Regions from separate parts of the Homo sapiens genome. Here region 2 is linked to region 1. A link is a loop called in an ENCODE intact Hi-C map of the cell type or tissue named here. Cell type or tissue: heart left ventricle. All regions are shown on one strand. Each heading gives the region's core, and the rest is flanking DNA. Links, peaks and the distances in the headings are about the cores only. Region 1 overlaps SLC6A6 (solute carrier family 6 member 6). Region 2 has its middle 6.6 kb from the start of LINC01267.

The links. Peaks named below come from ENCODE experiments on the same cell type or tissue, not always from the same donor. Only the 100,000 strongest peaks of a DNase experiment are listed, where the experiment ranks them.
Region 2: a loop joins it to region 1, with 3 times the contacts of the local background. A loop is called at or near these places in 2 of 110 quality-filtered maps.

Annotation. Positions count from the first base shown.
Region 1 is chr3:14,456,172-14,465,319 of GRCh38, reverse strand. It overlaps SLC6A6 (solute carrier family 6 member 6), which reads right to left. Exons shown (of 15, transcript NM_003043.6): 6 at 7,238-7,370. Among named protein-coding and RNA genes, the nearest start is that of SLC6A6, 58 kb to the right of the region's middle. RefSeq lists enhancers at 3,545-3,594, 3,398-3,919, 3,920-4,441, 4,442-4,963, 5,449-5,949. In heart left ventricle, for the core only: a CTCF peak has its summit at 3,404 (motif pointing right); DNase peaks (open chromatin) are centred at 1,749, 3,439 and 4,449; H3K27ac peaks cover 248 bases.
Region 2 is chr3:14,354,636-14,363,783 of GRCh38, reverse strand. No RefSeq gene overlaps it. Among named protein-coding and RNA genes, the nearest start is that of LINC01267, 6.6 kb to the right of the region's middle. RefSeq lists an enhancer at 8,986-9,148. In heart left ventricle, for the core only: no CTCF peak of the experiment used is centred there; a DNase peak (open chromatin) is centred at 5,173; H3K27ac peaks cover 715 bases; H3K27me3 peaks cover 1,256 bases.

The DNA of each region.
Region 1 (9,148 bases), core at 286-8,285:
ATCAGGTGTGAGGTGGGGACTAGAAACGATGTGGCCATCTCCTCCCAAAGACCTTCTCTCCTCTTGTCCTGCAAGCGCTGTTTGTGGCTTCAGTTCTCATGGATGGATTTTCCCATCTTATTCAACACAAGGAGTTTCCAGACAGAGATTATGCCTGGGAGGAGTTCGAAGGTGCCTGGCTGAATGGACAGTTCGATCCTAGTGTTTCAGGCAGGGCACTGGCTGAGTAGGAACGTCCCAGGCACAAGCCCACTTCATCCTCACCATGCCCCCCAGGACGGTGGTTTACAGTGGAGAAACTGAGGCTTGGTGGGCTTTAAGGACGTGCCCAGGGCATCAACGGAATCCAGGATTTGAACCCAGAGCCTGTGGAGGGCTAACCTCTGTGCAGAAAGGCATGAAGTGTTTTACTTCGACATGCAGAAAGTTCATGGTGGCCACCTTGAAACATTGAGACTGGTTGGCAGAGCCCTGGGCCGCATCTGGGGATCAGGGGACCTTGGAGGAACCACTGCACAGTCAATGCACCCATTTTACAGGAGAGGAAACTGAGATGAAGAGAACAGGACAAATGTGCCCATGGAGTTGGGGGTGCAGTGCCAGGGCACTGCTGGGGCCCAAGTATGTAACAGACACTGACCAATAGTGACAGAGCCCCAAACCTCACCTAGCTGGCACCACGACCCTCGACAGAGCAAATTCTTGTGGCCATGATCCCTTTGAGTAGAAACAATGAGAAAGGGGCTTTGGAAAAGGGCAAAAAGGAAGCTTTCAGGGCCTGCTTAGCTCAGCTGCCCTCAGCCCAACAACCCCTAGGCAGCGTTTATTGAGCACTTACTGTGTGCCTAGCACTGTTCCAAATGCTGTGACGTCTATTTTCACTGGCCCGTGCCCTAACCCTCTGAGGTAAGTTGTATTACTATCTCCATTTTGCAACAATAAAACTGAGGCCCAGAGAGAGTCCATCACTTGCCCAGGGTCACGTGGGCTTAAGCAACAGAATGGGGACCTGCCCCACAGCCCACACATAGCAGACCAGCAAAAAGCCTCCCACAACTGGCAGTTTACTGATTCTCCCCAAGACCAGAGGGCAGCCAGTAGGGAGGCCCTCAGGTCTGAAGCCAAGCTTAGAGGCTGGCTTGCCATGAGACCTCCAGGAAGCCGCTGTCCGCTCTAGACTGTTTCCCCACCAGGAAGTAAAGGGCTGGGACCGTAGGAGCTCTGAGGTTGCCTCCCACTCTGCCACTCTAGGTCGAGGGGTAGAGAGGCTGTGGGTCAGCTGGGGAGCCACCTCTACCAGGGGTTGCACGCTGCCTCTGCCACCCCTTGCTGGTGACCTGGGCCTCAGCTTCCCCATCTGTCCACTGAGGATAAGGGAACGCTGACCTTGCTCGATGGCCCCTGGCCTGCGGTGAGCATTCAAGAAGCCTCTTTGGCCGGCACTGTCAGGATGGCTCTCCGACACTGACAGGCTGGGCCCTACTGCTGCCTCTGCCCCCGGGCGTCCTTTGTTCCTCCAGGCCTCAGTTTCTCCAGCCACCGTCATCTCTTCTCCTTGAGGCCAGGAGCCTACATGATTTCCCGAGGATGGGAAGGCAGACGTGGAGGGCGGGGGCACATCAGGAAGCCACAGAAGGGGGGAAAGAAGTGAAAAAAGAAAACCAACCTGCCTCTCCCTTCCTGAGGACAGGCGGACAGGCGGCCAGGCGCCCCGACCAGTTCCCACCTCTGGGGCCCTTTGTGGGCCACACCCGGGCTGGCGAACAATAGCTGCTGACAGCAGCCCCGCAGGGGTCTCCAGAGGGCGGCCACTTCAAAGCCAGCCAGGCCTCCACTGGGCCAAGCAACCCAGTGGTCTGTGACCAGAGGGCTTTGTGTCAGGGACAGGGGTGTGGAGGTGGCTTTCTTTGTTTTCACGTAGTTAGTTTATTTAACAAGCACTTATGCAGTGCGGATTTTGTGCGGGGCACTCAGCTAAGGGCTTCGTGAGTTTTAACTCATTTAATCCTCAGACAACTGAGAAGAGCCAGGCATCAGCCTCACCTGCATTTTCTAGATGAGGAGACTGCCCAGAGAGGTGGGGGCACCTGCCTGCAATCACAGTTACTGGTGGTGGATGCGGGATGGATCCAGGCCAGCTGGTGTCAGGTCCCCACACCTTTGGGATGTGTGTCATTGTTCCTCCCCAAATCCTGGTCACGCCACCTCAGCCGTGTGAAGGGAAAATAAAATCTCAGGACCCCAAACTCACTATGCAGAAGGAAAAAGTTAAGCTTGGGAAGTGAGTCACACACACGCACAAAACCGGCCTGCTTTCTGTTCTTCAGCAGAGAGTTGTGAGATACAGGCCACGTATCTCCCCAGGCGGCCTCCCTCACCCTGACAATGTAAACTCACAGCTCATCTTCACAGGTGCCGGACAAAGAGACAAGAAATGAGCCATCCACCCACACATCTAGGCATGTGTCTCCTTCCTCCACCGTGTGTACACACCCTACCCTATGGAAAATGTGTGTGTTCTCTACCCTATGGAAAATGCAGATTTGCTGAGAGACATCGTGCATAATTACCTGAATTACCTGTTCCTCTGTCCCTTCCTGCTGTTTCCCCTTACATTTTTTTTTTAAGACACGGTCTCTGTCGCCCATGCTAGAGTGCAATGGCGCAATCAAAGCTCACTGCAGTCTCAACTTCCCGGGCCTAAGAGATCCTCCTACCTCAGCCTCCTGAGTAGCTGGGACTACAGGTACGCGCCACGATGCCCAGCTAATTTTTGTATTTTTTAGTAGAAACAGGGTTTTGCCATGTTGACCAGGTTGGTCTCGGACTCCTGAACTTAAGCAATCTGCCCTCCTCGGCTCCCCCAAGTGCTGGGATTACAGGTGTGAGCTACTGTGCTGGGCCTCCCCTTTAGTGTACTGAGGTTCTCAAAACTCTCTTTGGAAAAAGTGCAGGCCACAGATCCTACTGTGGCTCAGTCTCTTTCCTGAGCACATCTTCAACCTTGGCAAAATAAACCTCTAAGCTCATCGAGCCCCCTGTCTCAGATGGGTTTTGGTTTACAGTAGCAGGTTTGAAAGCCACCCTTGCTTTGCAGAATCTGCTGCTCCGAGGACAAGCCCCTGAGAGCCATGCTTTCAACTTTTCTGTGGCTCCCCCGGGATCCCCAAGGGACAGGCTGGTGCTAGCTGCTGCCAGGGGCCTCTGGTGGTGGCCCAGCAGGCCTTGCTGTGGGACGTGGTATTTTTCCACTCTTGCTGGTGAACCTCCGTGGCTCCTCTGAGCCCTAGACCCAAAAGCCCTGTGGCCCAACTGTCCAGGAAACTCACAAGGACAACTTTTCTCCATCCCCTCTGGGCAGTAGAAAAGAGGGTGGCTGAGCAGCAGGGGGAGCCGGGCATCCTTTGGGAGGTAAGTGTCTGGGCAGCAGCAGCAGCAGGGGGAGCCAGGCATCCTTTGGGAGGTAAGGGCCTGGGCAGCAGGGCTCGCCATTGATCCCAGAGATCCTAGGCAGGCCCTAAGGATCCTCAGCGCCCTGGCTGTTGGTGAGGGGCTTCACTAACTCATTTCACATAAGGGGAAGGTGAGGCTGAGAAAGTGAAAGGGCCTTGTTCAAAGTCATGCAGTCTGGGGGATCCAGAGCTAAAAGGACCTGGCTCTGACTACCCCCTGCTTTGTTTTTAACCAGGCAAAAAGAGCTGCTCCGGAGGCCAACAGCGAAGAGCCCCAGCCTCAGTGAATGTCCATGCTCACTCCGGGGCCTCCTCCCCTGTGCGTCTGCAGGGCTTGCACTTCCTGTGTGAGTGTCTGGATCTCTGCCCCCTTCCCAGACCCCACTCTGTGACAGCAGGGACATGCCTGCCACACGCCCTACTTACTGCATCCTCAGGCTGGCACGGGGGTGGGCACAAGAGGCGGAAGAGTGTGGGGCACCCAGGTCGGGAGTGGGGCCGCCTGGGTCCAAATCCCAGCACAGCCACTGACAAGCTGTGGGATGCTGGGCAAGGTAATGAGCCTCCTTGAACCTGAATTTCCCCATCTGTAAAATGGGACTAATAACTGCACATACTCCAAACCATGAGGAGGATTCAATGAGCTACCTAGCAGCACTGAGAATGCTGCCCGGCACTCACAGGCTACTGCGCTTTCGCCACCGTTATCACTATTTGTTGAATGGATTAATGGCAGCCTAGTTTCAACTTCCTGGAATAGTGAAAATTACAAAAAAGGAAACTGCAACCTAGAGAGGCAAAGTGACTTGAACTCAGATCCTGAGCCTCTCAGGCTGGGGCTCTCCCTCCATTACCCTCCAACTCCTCCTTGCTGGACTAGACACGAGAGCAGGGCCTTGGCAGGATGAGGTCCATCTGCTGCCTGTGGGCCCAGCCCCCACGTCAGCCACAAACCTGGTCTGTGGCCAGGGCTGGAAGCCATGGCCAGCGAGCAGGCAGCCTCTCAGCCATGGGGCTTGAGGAAGTTCACAGAGCCTGACTGTGTTTGTCTTGGCTTCTCTGGCCTGGCCCAGGCTCTGCTATTGTTCTGGGAATCACGCCCACCCCTGGGAGGCCTACAGCCACCCCACGAAGGAGGTTGTTGCTAAGGGTGAGAAGGGAGGACCCGTGGAAGATCACGTCTTTGCTCGGCCACAGCTGCAGCCTGGCACCCTCTCTCTGGCTTTGACACTATTCTCCTGTATTCTGCATTATGTCTCAAAAGTTGCTCACTGTCCCTGGCGGACATCAGCCTCCTCCATCAGACTGGGTGCTCCCCAAGGGTCTGGGTCAAACACACCTCAGGGCCTTTGCACAGGCTGTCACTTCTACCTGGAGATTTTCCCCTCCACATACTCACCTGGCTCAGCCCTTCACTTCCTTCACATCTTTGCCTAGAGTCACCTTCTTGGTAGGTCTTGCCTGGCCACCCTATTCAAAATTGCTCCCAACACTCCCCATTCTCCTTCTCTGCTTGACTTTTTCCCATAGCTCGCATCCCCATTTGACTCCTATATATTTTTCCCATTCGTTTTGTTACAACCTGACTCTTCCTGCCAGGCCATCAGCTCCTGGAGCACAGGAATTTTTGTCTGTTTTGTGAACCACTGCATGTCCCCCAGCCCTGTTTCTACAAAGCACCTGGCACACGGTAGAGGCTCAAAAAATACTAGTGCGTAAGTAAGTGATGATGTCTCTAGCACTGCTCAGGACCAGTGCTCCACAGAAACTTTCTCACTTCTGTGTGGGGAAACTGAGGCAGAGTGAAGAAGGGCATGGTGGCATGTGCCTGTGGTCTCAGCTACTCAGGAGGCTGAGGTGGGAGGATGGTTTGAGGATGGCTTGAGCCCAGAAAGTGAGCTGAGATCAAGCCACTGCATTTCAGCCTGGGCAACAGAGCCAGACCCCACCTCAAATTACAAAAAAAAAAAAAAAAAAAAAAAAAGAAGAGAATTAGCATTTACAGAACCGTCTGTGCCAAGCATTGTGCCAGGTGTTTAACACACCTCATTTTAACCCTACTATCACCTATTTTATAGAGGAGGAAACTGAGGCTCAGAGAGGAGGAAGTGACCTTGGACAAGTCACTTGACCTCCCTAAGCCTGAGTTTTCTCATTGTTTAAAGAAAGGAATAAAATGGTGTGCTTGTGAGACAGAGAACCGGGGTAGCACAGTGAAGGTGCTCTCCAAGGAGGTGCAGGAGTTACCCATGTCCCCTGCTCCCGCCTGTTCCGGGCAGGACCGTGCTCACTGGTGGGCACGGGCAGGTGTCCAAGGCCTGGACTGCTTCCCTTCCACCCTTGGCTTCAGGATGGCAGGGTGGTTCTGCCCCAAGAAACAAGCAGAGGGCACTGTGTGTGTTGGAGGGGGGTGCACAGGATCACCCCCATTCTACCTCTTGCAACCCTGGAGTCCCAGGTCTTGCAGGGTAAGTGACTGGAATAATTACTTGGATCTCTACAAATCTATGATTTTGCCTCTTTGGGGGCTCTTTATCCAGGGAGACACATTCCTCAACCCTCAATTCCACTGTGTGGCTGGGGCAGCTAAGGTCACTGCCCACAGCTCCATCTGGAATGCTACCTTAAGACGCTCCTTTGACTTTTGGGGGTTTTTTGATCTTAAAGAGACGTTCCCTCTTTTGGGATGTGAGTCACTGGGGAAAGCGTTGACAGGGCACTATCTAAAGGCAGATGAGCAAACGCCTTTGTTCTTTATAGCTTAGGGCCCTGGGTTCAGGCTCACACCTGTGATCACAACATACCCCCGCACCAGCCTTTGGCATCAGCAAAGCCATGACAACAGCCAGTGTCTAGGTTTTCAGGGAACAGTTCAGCTCTAATTAGTAACAGGTAACATTTCAGTTATGGGTTAACATTTCCACTATTGCTAATGTATCAGTTATACCTAAAACCTTAAAATTACAAGCTAACATTTTACATTTGTTAATCACTAACATCCTAGTCACTATGTGACATATTAATCAGCAGCAAACACTCCAGTTATGAATAATACTTTGGTTAACAGCTAACACCCTGGCCATGAGTGGATGATTTAATTATCAGCTAACGCTTTCCTGAACAACTAACATTGGAGGTGCCGGCTGAAATGTTAGTTATAACTCAGTTAATCTGATTTAGCAGCTAAAATCTAAGCCAGTGCCTCTCAACCCATAAAGTGCTCTTGGATTATCTGGGGATAATGTTACAACGCAGCCTTGGAGTTTGTAGGTTTGGGGCAGGCCCACGAAGCTCCCTGCAATGCTGATGGGAATGCTTGTGGCCCCCTCTGCAAAGCGAGGGTCCATGCTGTGGCTAATGGCTCTTACCACGGTTGCTGGCTAACCTCCTGTTACCAGCTAACCTATTTATTAGAAGCCCAACATTAGTTATCTGCTACCATCTGCACTGACTGCCAATACCTTGAGATGAGAAAGCTGTGGTGGATGGGGCTAGCTCGTGTAGGCTCCTGAGAGCCTGGCTCTTCAATATTCAGGAATTCTGTGAGCTGGTCATTAAACTGTGGACAGCTTGAAAGCAAACATGGTGGGAGCACTGACACCATGAAATGGACAAACGCTACAACAAACCTGAGTTTTACTTTTTTCCAGAGGGCGGGCTTACCAGCACGCCACCACTGGCCACCTCCCTCTTGGGGCGTGGCTAATTGCAGGCGGGAAGTGGGGGAGAGGGCCAGCCTGGCACAGCTCTCCAGGAGGCAGGGGACGGACAGAAGTCCAACTTACCTTCCCAGTGGACCTGACGCCCTTCCAGATGCAGAAGAAACACACTAGCCAGACTAAAAGAAGGCAGAGAGCGAGGTCCCATTTCAGAGAGCCTGGGTGGTCGATTCCAGGGGACAAGCTCAGCACGTTGCGCCTTGAAGCAAACACAGAGCCAGGAGTCAGTGAGGGGCCTGGCCCTGGAGTAGAGAGAGCCAAGGCTCGGACATTAACAGGCTGGGGGTCAAATCCCACCTGAGGCGCTGCATTTACATAAGTCACCTCACCTTTCCAAACCCAGGAATCCCCATTTGTCTTGAGACAGAGTTGTTGGAAAGAAAAGAAAAGGATAGACTCAGACTCCAGATTCAGGCAAACCCAGGTTCAACTTAGTCTGGCCTCAGGCAAGTTAAGGAACCCCTGAGCCTCAGTTTCCTCATCTGTGAAATGGGCACTGATTTTCTGTTGGGACTTCAGCAGAACCTTCTTCAGTGCCAACCGTGGGCCAAACACTAGGTTCAATTCTCAGCTCTACTGTTTGTTCCGTCACTGACAGAACGAAGTTAGCCAACTTTCCCAGACCTCTGGCTCCTCGTCTATAAAGTGTTGCCCTCCCCCAATATTGTCCCTTATTATTTTATTCATCCCTGTGTAACCTGGATCTCTCACTAAAATGTAAGTCACACAAGGTCCTAAATTCAGGGTCTGGGATGCAGCTAGCACTTGATAAACCTTTGCAGATGTTAACTGTGGTGTTCAGATGCCCAGGGAAGTTTCAGGCACACAGCCGGCACCTAAGCAATGCTGGTTTCCTCCCCTGCCCTGCCAGGGTTTTGAGGGTCTCAGAGAGAGGCAGGTAAACGGTTTTAAGGATAATTGGCACGGGACAGTCACCAACCCTGCCCAGGATGACACGGCAGAGCGTGGGTCTTTGGAGTCCAGACTTAAGCCTCCCACCAATCCGAGCTGATTCCTGCTGCCCTGCTAAACAAGCACACAAGTACCTACTCCCAGACATTCTTATGGATGACAGCATCTGAAAGCAGGCCAGGGCGATGCAGGGTACTGACAGCCCAGGCCATGAAACTTGATGCCCAGAAGTGGCACCCATGGTCCCAGAGCTCTGACTGCTGCAACAGTGATCGAGGACAGCCACGCTGAGAACAGAGACATCGGCCCTGCCCACTGGGCCTCCCAGGTTACCTGTCCACCACAGGCTGCTGGCCACAAGAGACAGGGTCTGCATGCTCCAGGGTGTTTGCGAACCCCTGGAAGAAGCTGAGTTTCCTTCTAATGGGAGTCAGCTCCCTGTCTGAAGGTCACACTCCCATGCAGGAGGGGCAGGGAGTGAAGTGTGACTCTGTGCCTCAGTTTCCCCTTTTGTAAAATGAGAATAACAGCTCCTGCCCAGGATGCTCTTGGGGAAGCATTCTGGAACATCCCAAGCTTTCAGCCAGTCCGTGGGATTACCCCCACAGTCAGGGCTCTGGTTCTCGGAACACACACCAGGCTAGACCCTTTATCATTTTTATTTTATTTTTTTTAGAGAAGCTTCAACATAAGGACTTTGAATAAATCCAAGATTCCCTTCTCAACTGGTATTCAAGCAAGGCCTTTCTTTAGTTTACTGCTGTGTTCCCAGCACCTAGAACAGCATCTGGCCCATTGGAGGACCTCAATAAAGACCTGTTGAGTGAATGAGTGAATGAATGGACTCAACTGGGAGGACAGCAAGTTCACATGTCACTGTAGGACCGATCCGTGAAATACTCCCACTAACAGCCATAAGACAGGACAGCTTTTCTTTGCCCTCTTCTTGCTGGTCACAGCGACATCAGTGGGCTCCCCCTGGCACCAGGGATGTCAACATGATAATGCTGATGGACGAAATAAAAGCTACCAGCAACCACCTGCTTTCCAAGGCCTTTTCAGTTT
Region 2 (9,148 bases), core at 788-8,787, 100 kb after region 1:
ATGCTGCCTCTGGGCCCCCAAACCTACCATCTGCTTCCTCAGAGTCCAGAGGACCAAGTCTCAGGTCCCCAGGGCTGCTGTGATCTTTGCTAAACACCACCTGCTTCTCCAGCTGTGCCTCCATGACCCTGCTCATCACCTTCACCCCTCACTGCAAGGAGGCCGGGGTCGAAGAAGCCTGAGGCTGAGTGCTTCAAAGCTGTGTGACCTTGGGCAGGTGTTTCCATGTCTCTGTGCCTGGGCATCCTCACCTCCAGCACAGGAGGGTCACGGTGTAAGGCAGCAGAGTGTGTTAGAGCAGTGGGTGCTGACCTTGGATTTGGCTGGGGTTGGGGTTTGTACTAATTAACTGGCACCAAGGTAGGGGTAGGGGCTTTTTCAGTTCACAAGACACAGATGGTCCCTCCATCCTTGGGGAAGGGCAAGGTTTAGAGCTCTGTGGATTATCTCTTTCTGATTGGATGTGTCTCCCCTGGATATGGTGTCTCTGTCTCCTGGACCTGACCTGCCAATCTGGCTGCTGGGTGCAATCTCCTGGGGAGCAGCTCAGGATCAGCCCCTCTGGGACTCCACCTAGCCATCAGGACTGCTCAAAGCTCCCCTGTTGATTCCAGTGTGTAGCCAGTGCTGAGACCGGTGTTTCAGATCACTGCCTTTGGCATCAGACTCACATAAGTTCAAATCGTGACTCTGCTTCCATGCTGTGTGACGTTGGGCTTGGTTGGCAACCTCTCTGAGCCTCAGTGTCCCCCTCCCTCAACTGGGAATGATACTTTCTCATCACTGGGCTAAAGGGACTAAGTCACATAATTTGGGTGCATCACCTATACTTAGAGCCCAGAAAATGCAGTAACTAAAATAATCATGCTCACAGCAATACTCACCTTGCCAAGTGGAAGAAAACACTTGATTTGAGACTTAAAAGAAGCTCATCAGGCCGGGCGCAGTGGCTCACGCCTGTAATCCCAAAATTTGGGACGCTGAGGCGGGTGGATCACGAGGTCAGGAAATCGAGACCATCCTGGCTAATACGGTGAAACCCCGTCTCTACTAAAAATACAAAAATTTAGCCGGGCGTGGCGGTGGGCTCCTGTAGTCCCAGCTACTCAGGAGGCTGAGGCGGGAGAATGGCGTGAACCCAGGAGGCGGAGCTTGCAGTGAGCGGAGATCATGCCACTACACTCCAGCCTGGGCAACAGAGCGAGATTCCATCTCAAAATAAGTAAATTAATTAAATAAAATAAAATAACAAATAAATAAATAAAAGAAGCTCATTAAAAAGGCGCTTCTAGAGCAAGCTCAGAGGCTGCAGCCGTTGAGTTGAAATCCTCTCTCAGCAGGACTTGCTTGATATTTTCCCCCTCCACGGAAGGCTCTGAAATGAGTGCCATTCATGCTGACATGGGTGGTTAATTCCATATCTGTGTGGGGTTTCTACTTGGAGAAACAGCGGGGCCTGCAGTGTTTGACCCACTGATGTTTCTGCAGAGAGGGGCCTTGGCTCTGACAGCTAATCAGAGCCCCCCTGCTTCTGCACAGGGCCCCTACAGCGCTCTCCCTGGGCTGCAGGAGGGAAGGTGAGAGGAGATGGAGTCGGATTCACCCTGCTCAAGTGCACACCGTGTGTTAGGCATTTTATGTTCACGAGCGTGTGTCCGGCACTTCCTACTTGCCACATCCTGTTGTAAGCATTTTACCTGCATGTCCTCATTTCACTCTCAACCCCATGAGACTGGCACTACTATCCTCCATTTTACAGATGGGGAAACTGAGGCCCAGAGCAGTCACGTAACTTGCCCAAAGCCACACAGCTGGTCAATGGCAGAGTCAGGATTTGAACCCAGGCCAGCTGGCTTCAGGGACCATGCTCTCAAGTGCTCTGCTGGGCTATGTCTGTTACTGAATTTGCTTTTCAGGCTGCACGCTCAGGACAGTTGCCAACGGTCTACAGAAAAGGAAACTGAGGTTCAGGCAGCTGAAGCCCCAGGGCCACCCAGCTGGCCAGAGACAGAGACAGGAGTTGGCCGGGGCTGCCTGGCTTCAAAACCTATCTTTGATCATCTGTGCTGGGGCGTGAGCATCGAGTTGTTCATGCATTCACTCGCTGTAATCAATAGTTATGGAGTATCTACTGTATACCGGGCCCTGTTCTGGGTCCTGAGAAGGCAGAGACGATACAAGCCCTCTGCCCCCAAGGCCTTCCCAGGTGATGGGACACTGGGAAGTGTCTACCCCAGGGTCTGGAGGAGAGACTGATTCTGTCTGCAGTCGTCTGGAGGGCAACCATGAGGAGGTGATTTTCAGTTGGCTATCAAGGGATCTGTAGGAGTTCAACAGGAATCACCAAGGAGTGGAGAGGAAGAAATTGACTGTATGGGGGAGTGGGCTTACTACAGTTCTGGCAGGAGCCAGGGCCTTGAGCAGGGCCGGGGTTGGAGACATGCTGCCTCTGACCAGGGCCCTGGGTGGGGAATGTGACTTACCTCAGAAATCCTGACCACAGGTGGTCAAGGCTGTGAACTCCACCAACGTGGATACAGTAGAGAGAAATGGCAGTGGAATCGGAGTCCATGATGCCAGCTCCACTGCTCCCCAGGCAGCTGGGCAAATCACTTCTCATCCTTTTAAGCCTCAGTTTCCTCTTCTGTAAACGAGGACCCTAATATCCACATCTATCAGTCTCACGGCTAGCTGATGACCTGACTCTGCCTTTTCCTCTCATCCTGTCCCACCCTCTGCACCCCGCTTTGGCTGTCCCTGCTTCAGCCTACTCCCCAGCCTTCTGGTGCCCATGCATTTGCCTGTCCACTCAATTGGCCACTGATGTCCACTGGAGGGAAATTCCTGGAACACATTTCTAACCCTGGCACTCCCCTGTTCAACTTCCACGGCCCCCTATTGCTCCAAGACCACAGATTCTTTGTGCTCTGGGCCTTCTGCAAGCTGGCCATACCTGTCCTCTCTCACCCCGACCCTTGCTGGGCAGGAGACTCACGCTCCAGCCACAGAGCACACACGCCTTCTCCAGGGAGGCCACACCGTTGTCATGCCTCTGGGCCACAAGACAGTACATGCTGTCTCCCTGCCTGGGATGCTCATCTCCCAGGGTCTGGTGAAACCTCCACAAGCCAGATTAGCATCCATGGGGCTGAGACCTGGGGGGTCCAGAAGGATGAGGAGAGAAGAGGTGTTGGGGTGTTGCCAACACCTTCTGCTACAAACAACGTTCTCATCCAAGCTGGCAGCCAGACCCCAGGGCCTGGGGGGTGGGCACCAGGCCCCCAGGAGGAGGCAAGGGGACCAGGCAGACCCCACAGCATGGTTTCTTAAGCTGCCAGGACTCTGGAATGTGCAGTCGCATCCCGTCTCGTCTGCGGTCAGGGAAATATTTGGCTGAAAACAAACACTCTCATTCCTGATTAGGGCAACGTCAAGGACCCTCTGACCCAAGCGAGAGGTCTCACCCTGAGGGTGAGCCTGGTCACATCCGTTCTCCAGGAGGCCCACCTGGACTGTGCTGTGTGACGCCTGGTTACTCACTCCCCCTCTCTGTGCTCCTGTGTCTGTGCTCAGGGGAGAGACAGGATCCCACAGAGCAGTCCCGCACATGTGAGCACTTTTTCTTCAGGTTCTGTTTGGGTGCTGTTTTCAAGGGGCTGGAAACGTCTGAGGAGGAACCCCTGGAAGGCAACAGATCCCCCAGGCAGGCCTTGACACTTCCTGGAGCCGACCTCAGTGGCAGGTGGCTAGGAATGGTTTTTCCCAGGAGAGGTGGGGCTCCTGGAAACTCGGGTGTGCAGATTTGGTTGGGACCAAGACGTATAGATCTCCTGTCTCCCTGTCTGTCCCCTTCATACTATACCTCCGAGGCTGGGGTGCTCACTTCCTGTCCAAGTAGCCCATTGTTCTGTTGGGTGTCAATTTGTCTTCACCCCACCTGGAACTGGCTTCCCCTTAATTCCCCCCTTTCCTGCCACCACAGGCCTTAGGGCCCTGACCCTCCGCTTCCTCGCCCGGAGACAGCCCTGCAGAGGCCTGAGTATGCAGTGTGCCCCTGCTGCCACCCTGTTCTTGAAGGTTCTGTGGTTTTCCACACTGGCCAGGAGCATCTTCAGGCTGGCATCTCAGGCTGAGCCAAACTGGAAAGTGAGGAAAGTCGGCAGGGGGCATGCAAGGCAGGAAAGAAGTGTGTTTGAAGGAGCAGTTTAAGCCCAACAGACATGGTTCTAATCCCAGCAGTACTACTTTTGGGCTGCGTTGCTCTGGGCAAGAGACTCAAATTTCCTAAGCCTCAGTTTACTTATCTGTAAGATGGGAACAATGAAAGCATCTAGTTCGTGAGGCTCAAATAAGAGGAGCTGTGGGAGACTTTTCTGTGGCTCCAACATATGATGCTCCTCATGCCCCTGCCTCAACTTCCTTACCCCAGTTCTGCCCTTGAACTAGCACTCAGCCCTATGGGATGACCCCTTCCTCCCATCACGCTGTATCCTTCCCAGCCACTGTGCCTTTCTATCTGCTGTGTTCTCTGCCTGGCCGGCTCTTCCTTCTTCTTAGCCTGGCCCCCTCCAATGCACCATTTGAGAAGGGCACCATTCTCTTCCTTTCCTTTCTTGGGCAGAATGCATCTCCCCGCTCCCGGTCACCCACAGTCTCCATGCTGGAGTGGTTTCGAGGAGGGAAAACTGGAATACGGAGCTTGATGCTAGCCCTGTGCCTTTTGGTTGCAGGACTCTGAATGAGACCATTTTGCTCCCGAGCCTCAGTTTGGCTCATCTGAGAAATGCGGACAAGAACCAAGCTCCTGCCCAGTGCTCTCACACATTCTGTGACCCACAGAGGTGATCCTGGCACACAAGTGTAGCTTTGCCATATGTGCATTTCCTGGAAAAGCAAAGCAAAGTGGGTCTAACCCTCAGGGCCCAAGCAGTGAGGTTATGTAAGTTCCGAAACTTATTTTTCCCCGTAATTATGACAGACTCCTGGAGCCCTGGGTGAACGGGCCCTGGACCCAGCCCTTGCTTCTGCGCTTGTTGGGACATAGACCAGAATTAATGTAATTATCAGCTCGGGCCTCCTTCCAGGTAGGCCCTGCCAGGGCGCCTCCCTCTGGATTTCATTAAGTCTCCTGTCAACATTGTCCGCTCAGCGCTGTTGGTTTCCGAGTCAGCTTGCGGAGCCGCAGGAGGAACGGGCGCCAGCCCCAGCCCCGCGTGATGGATTTTGTTTACTCTCTTCTTCCCACAGATTCCTCCTTTAATAACCCTGGAGCCAGGAGGCAGGGAGGCGGGAGGCAGGGTCTCGGCGGAGGCGCTGAGGCAGCTCTCCTGCAGGGCTGCAAGGGCCGTGTGAGCAGCACTAGGAGGGCACTCTCTAGAAAGAAGCTACGTCTTAAGGAATAGAGGAAAATCTAGTTGATTCCAGGGAATCAACTTTTGGGAGGGAGCTTAGTAGTTCTGGAAGCTCTGATTAGGCTGAGGCTTGATCCTGGTCACACACCGCACCCTAGTCCTGGCCACAGACTTAGGCCTGATCGTGGTCCTAGAGCCCTGACCCTAACCATAGACTAATCCACCATCCTAGCTCATGGGATGAATGCAAACCTGGCCCCTGTCTGAGCTCAAACATTAACCAAGGCTTGGCCGGGCATGGTGGCTCACGCCTGTAATCCCAGTACTTTGGGAGGCTGAGGTGGACAGATCACCTGAAGTCAGGAGTTTGAGACCAGCCTGTCCAACATGGTGAAACACCGTCTCTACTAAACATACACAAAATTAGCCAGGTATGGTGGTGTGCACCTGTAGTCCCAGCTACTCGGGAGGCTGAGGTGGGAGGATTGGTTTGCTTGAACCCAGGAGGCGGAGGTTGCAGTAAGCCAAGACCGCACCACTGCACTCCAGCCTTGGTGACAGAGCGAGACCCCATCTCAAAAATAAATAAATAATAAATAAATAAATTAATTAACTTAACCCAGGCTGAATCCTAACCCAAGTTATAGACTGAGTCCTGAGCCCTAACTGAATCCCTGATCCTGACTCCAGACAGCCCTGACTGTGGTCATAGACTAAGCTCTAACTCCAGTCCCAAGCTGAGCCCTGGTCCCGGATGCTGCCAGACCACACACCAAGTTCTCAGATTCTATTTTCACAAGGCCTCCCTTTTCAAAGTATAAGCCTGTCTCCTGAAGAAGAACCAAGTCAGCCTGTTAGTGCTCATTCCTTGGTCAAGAAAGAGATGCTCTTGAAGGAATGGATCATGGAACAGCTTAGCCTTGAGGGGTAGGAGTCAGAGAGAAGCAGAGACAGTTACTTCCAAACATGAGAAGCTGAGCTGGACAAGTAGCCCACCAGAGAAATAGAAAAGTGGAGAAGAGGAAATATGGTATTGGGGGAAAGAGCAGCAGACTGCTCTACTAAGGACAGTAGCTGGAAGTTTTTTAATATGCCCTATTGAGAGTCATTCATTCATTCAGCAAACACTGAGCACCAAGCACTGAGCACCACCAATGAGCCTAGTGTTCGTCCATTCCACTGTGCATTCAGTAAGCATGTATTATATGCTATGGAACCCACATTCTGTTTAGTGGGGGGTGGAAGACTTCTCAGTCAGCGTCTCCAGAGTTATAAATTACCTTCCTCCCTCTCCTCCCTTACACCACCACACCTACACTGTGGATTCCTATGGCACTAAGAAATGAGTCTTAGAGTCAGGCAGACGGAGCAAGTCACCTTTCCTCTTGAACCCTCAGTTTCCCCATTTTTTTTTTTTTTTTTGAGACGGAGTCTCGCTCTGTCCCCCAGGCTGGAGTGCAGTGGCGCGATCTCGGCTCACTGCAAGCTCCGCCTCCCAGGTTCATGCCGTTCTCCTGCTTCAGCCTCCCGAGTAGCTGGGACTACAGGTGCCCGCCACCACGCCTGGCTAATTATTTGTATTTTTAGTAGAGACGGGGTTTCACTGTGTTAGCCAGGATGTTCTCGATCTCCTGACCTCATGATCCGCCCGCCTCGGCCTCCCAAAGTGCTGGGATTACAGGCGTGAGCCACCACGCCCGGCCAGTTTCTCCTTTTACTAGATGGGCAGTTGTGCAGTGTGAAGGAGATAACAGTTAAGAATACACTTAATGCAATATGAGGCATACAGTTGGAGCTTAATAAGTGTCCCTTCCTGGACTGCTGGGGTTGTTGGGAGGATGCAGTCATTAATGCTACACTTGGCAACAGTGATTGCCCAGTGGAAGGCCAACGACTGCTGTCTGGATGGCTGGGCCTCAGTTTCCCCATCTGTAAATTGTGGGGTTAGACTCGATGGTCCGTCTGTTCCAGCCACCCCTGGATGCCCTGTAGCTGGATTTCAGAGGAAAAGGTGATGGCAACACTCAGTCCCCAGAGCCCCTGAACTTAGCTGTGGGCTGAGCTGCCCCGGAAGTCAATCTGTGACAGAACAGAGTCCAGGGCGGTTATAAACCTAGCCCAGTGCATTCTCCCCCCAGCACTCACAGCCAGGGTTGGACAAGAGCTGACCAGCCCAGAAGTCATCAAGGCCACACTGGCCTTGACCCAGGTTCAGCAGGTAAGAGTATGGCCTCAGAAGGTCACCAACCCTCCCCTGCTCTAGGTCACAGTTTTCCCATGCCTCAAGTAGGGCAGTAGAAGGAACACAGTCTTTGAGGCGCTGATAGGTTTCAGTGTGAATCTTGACCCACCCCACACATGCTGGATGACCTCAGCTAACTTACTTAGTCTCTCTTAGCCTTAGTCTTCCCACCTGGAAAATGGGATGATAAGATCTCAATTTTAGGACTATGATTGAGAAGTGGAGGGGATGGTGACAACAGGCTCAGGCAGTGCCAGGTATACAGCAGGTGCACTATAGCTACAGGCAGGTGTGATCACTACTGGGCTTGAGCAGGGGTGTACACAGTGTTTCATGGCAGTGTCCAGGGTGGCTGGAGTCAGGAGAAGGACCAGACAGGATTTGGGGCCCCACTTTCTTTCAAGGGCAGAAGCCTTTTGATATTTTTTAATCTAATAGATTACTTTGTAAGAATTCTTTTGAAGAAAGAGGAAGGAGGCTAAAAAATATTGCCATGAAAAATGTTTAAGACTACTGGTTATATGAATTGCCAGGGCTGGCCAGGCACAGTGGCTCACACCTATAATCCCAGCACTTTGGGAGGCCGAGGCAGGTGGATTGCTGGAGCCCAGAAGTTTGAGACCAGCCTGGGCAACATAGTGAGCCCTCATCTCTACAAAAAATAAATTAAAAAATTAGCTGGGCATGGTGATATGTACTTGTGGTCCCAGCTACTGGGGAGGCTCAGGTGGGAGGATCAATTGAGCCCAGAAGGTTGAGGTGACTGTGAGCCATGGTCATACCACTGCACTCCAGCCTGGGCAATAGAGTGAGACCCTGTCTCAAGTAAATCAATCAATCAATCAATCAATCAATAGATAAATAAATAAAATGAATTCCCAGGGCTGAAACACTTACTGATTAAGGGCCTATTTCATGTGTGGCCCTGGGAAGGCTCTTGGGAGCCAATAAAAGGCTCTCTCCAAAATTTTTACTTTACTCATAGCCCTCGTGGGTGTCCAGGGGTCGTGCAGACTGGGGGTCCTTTCAGTCCATGGCAGTGAATTTCCCCCACGGTGCCCACTGATGATGGAAGAATACCAGTCGCTGTGTGCCTCACGATGTGCTGGTGCCCTGACCTCTGCAGAACATCTGATGGGCAAACAAGAGGGTAATCAGACCGGCAGGCATCTATTTCACAGATGGGGAAACTGAGGTAGGGAGTGGCAATGTGACCTTCCAAAGGTCACATAGTGACTAAAAGGTGGAGCTGAGACTCACAGGCAGAGCTTGGTAGCCCTGAGCCCCGGGCTGCCCTCCAACTCCTGGAGCCCTGGCAGTCCAAGTGAAGCTAGATGGGACCTGGCTGCACGTCTCTGCTCTCAGACCCCACCTCACATGTCACTCAGAGGCATCCTGGCTGGGGGGCTTGTTTGTGCTACAAGTCTAGTTTTTCATTTTTTTCTGGAGGTGGGGGATGGAGTTTCTGTCCCCCAGGCTGGAGTGCAGTGGCACGATCTCGGCTCACTGCCAACTCTGTCTCCCAGGTTCAAGCAATTCTTCTGCCTCAGCTGCC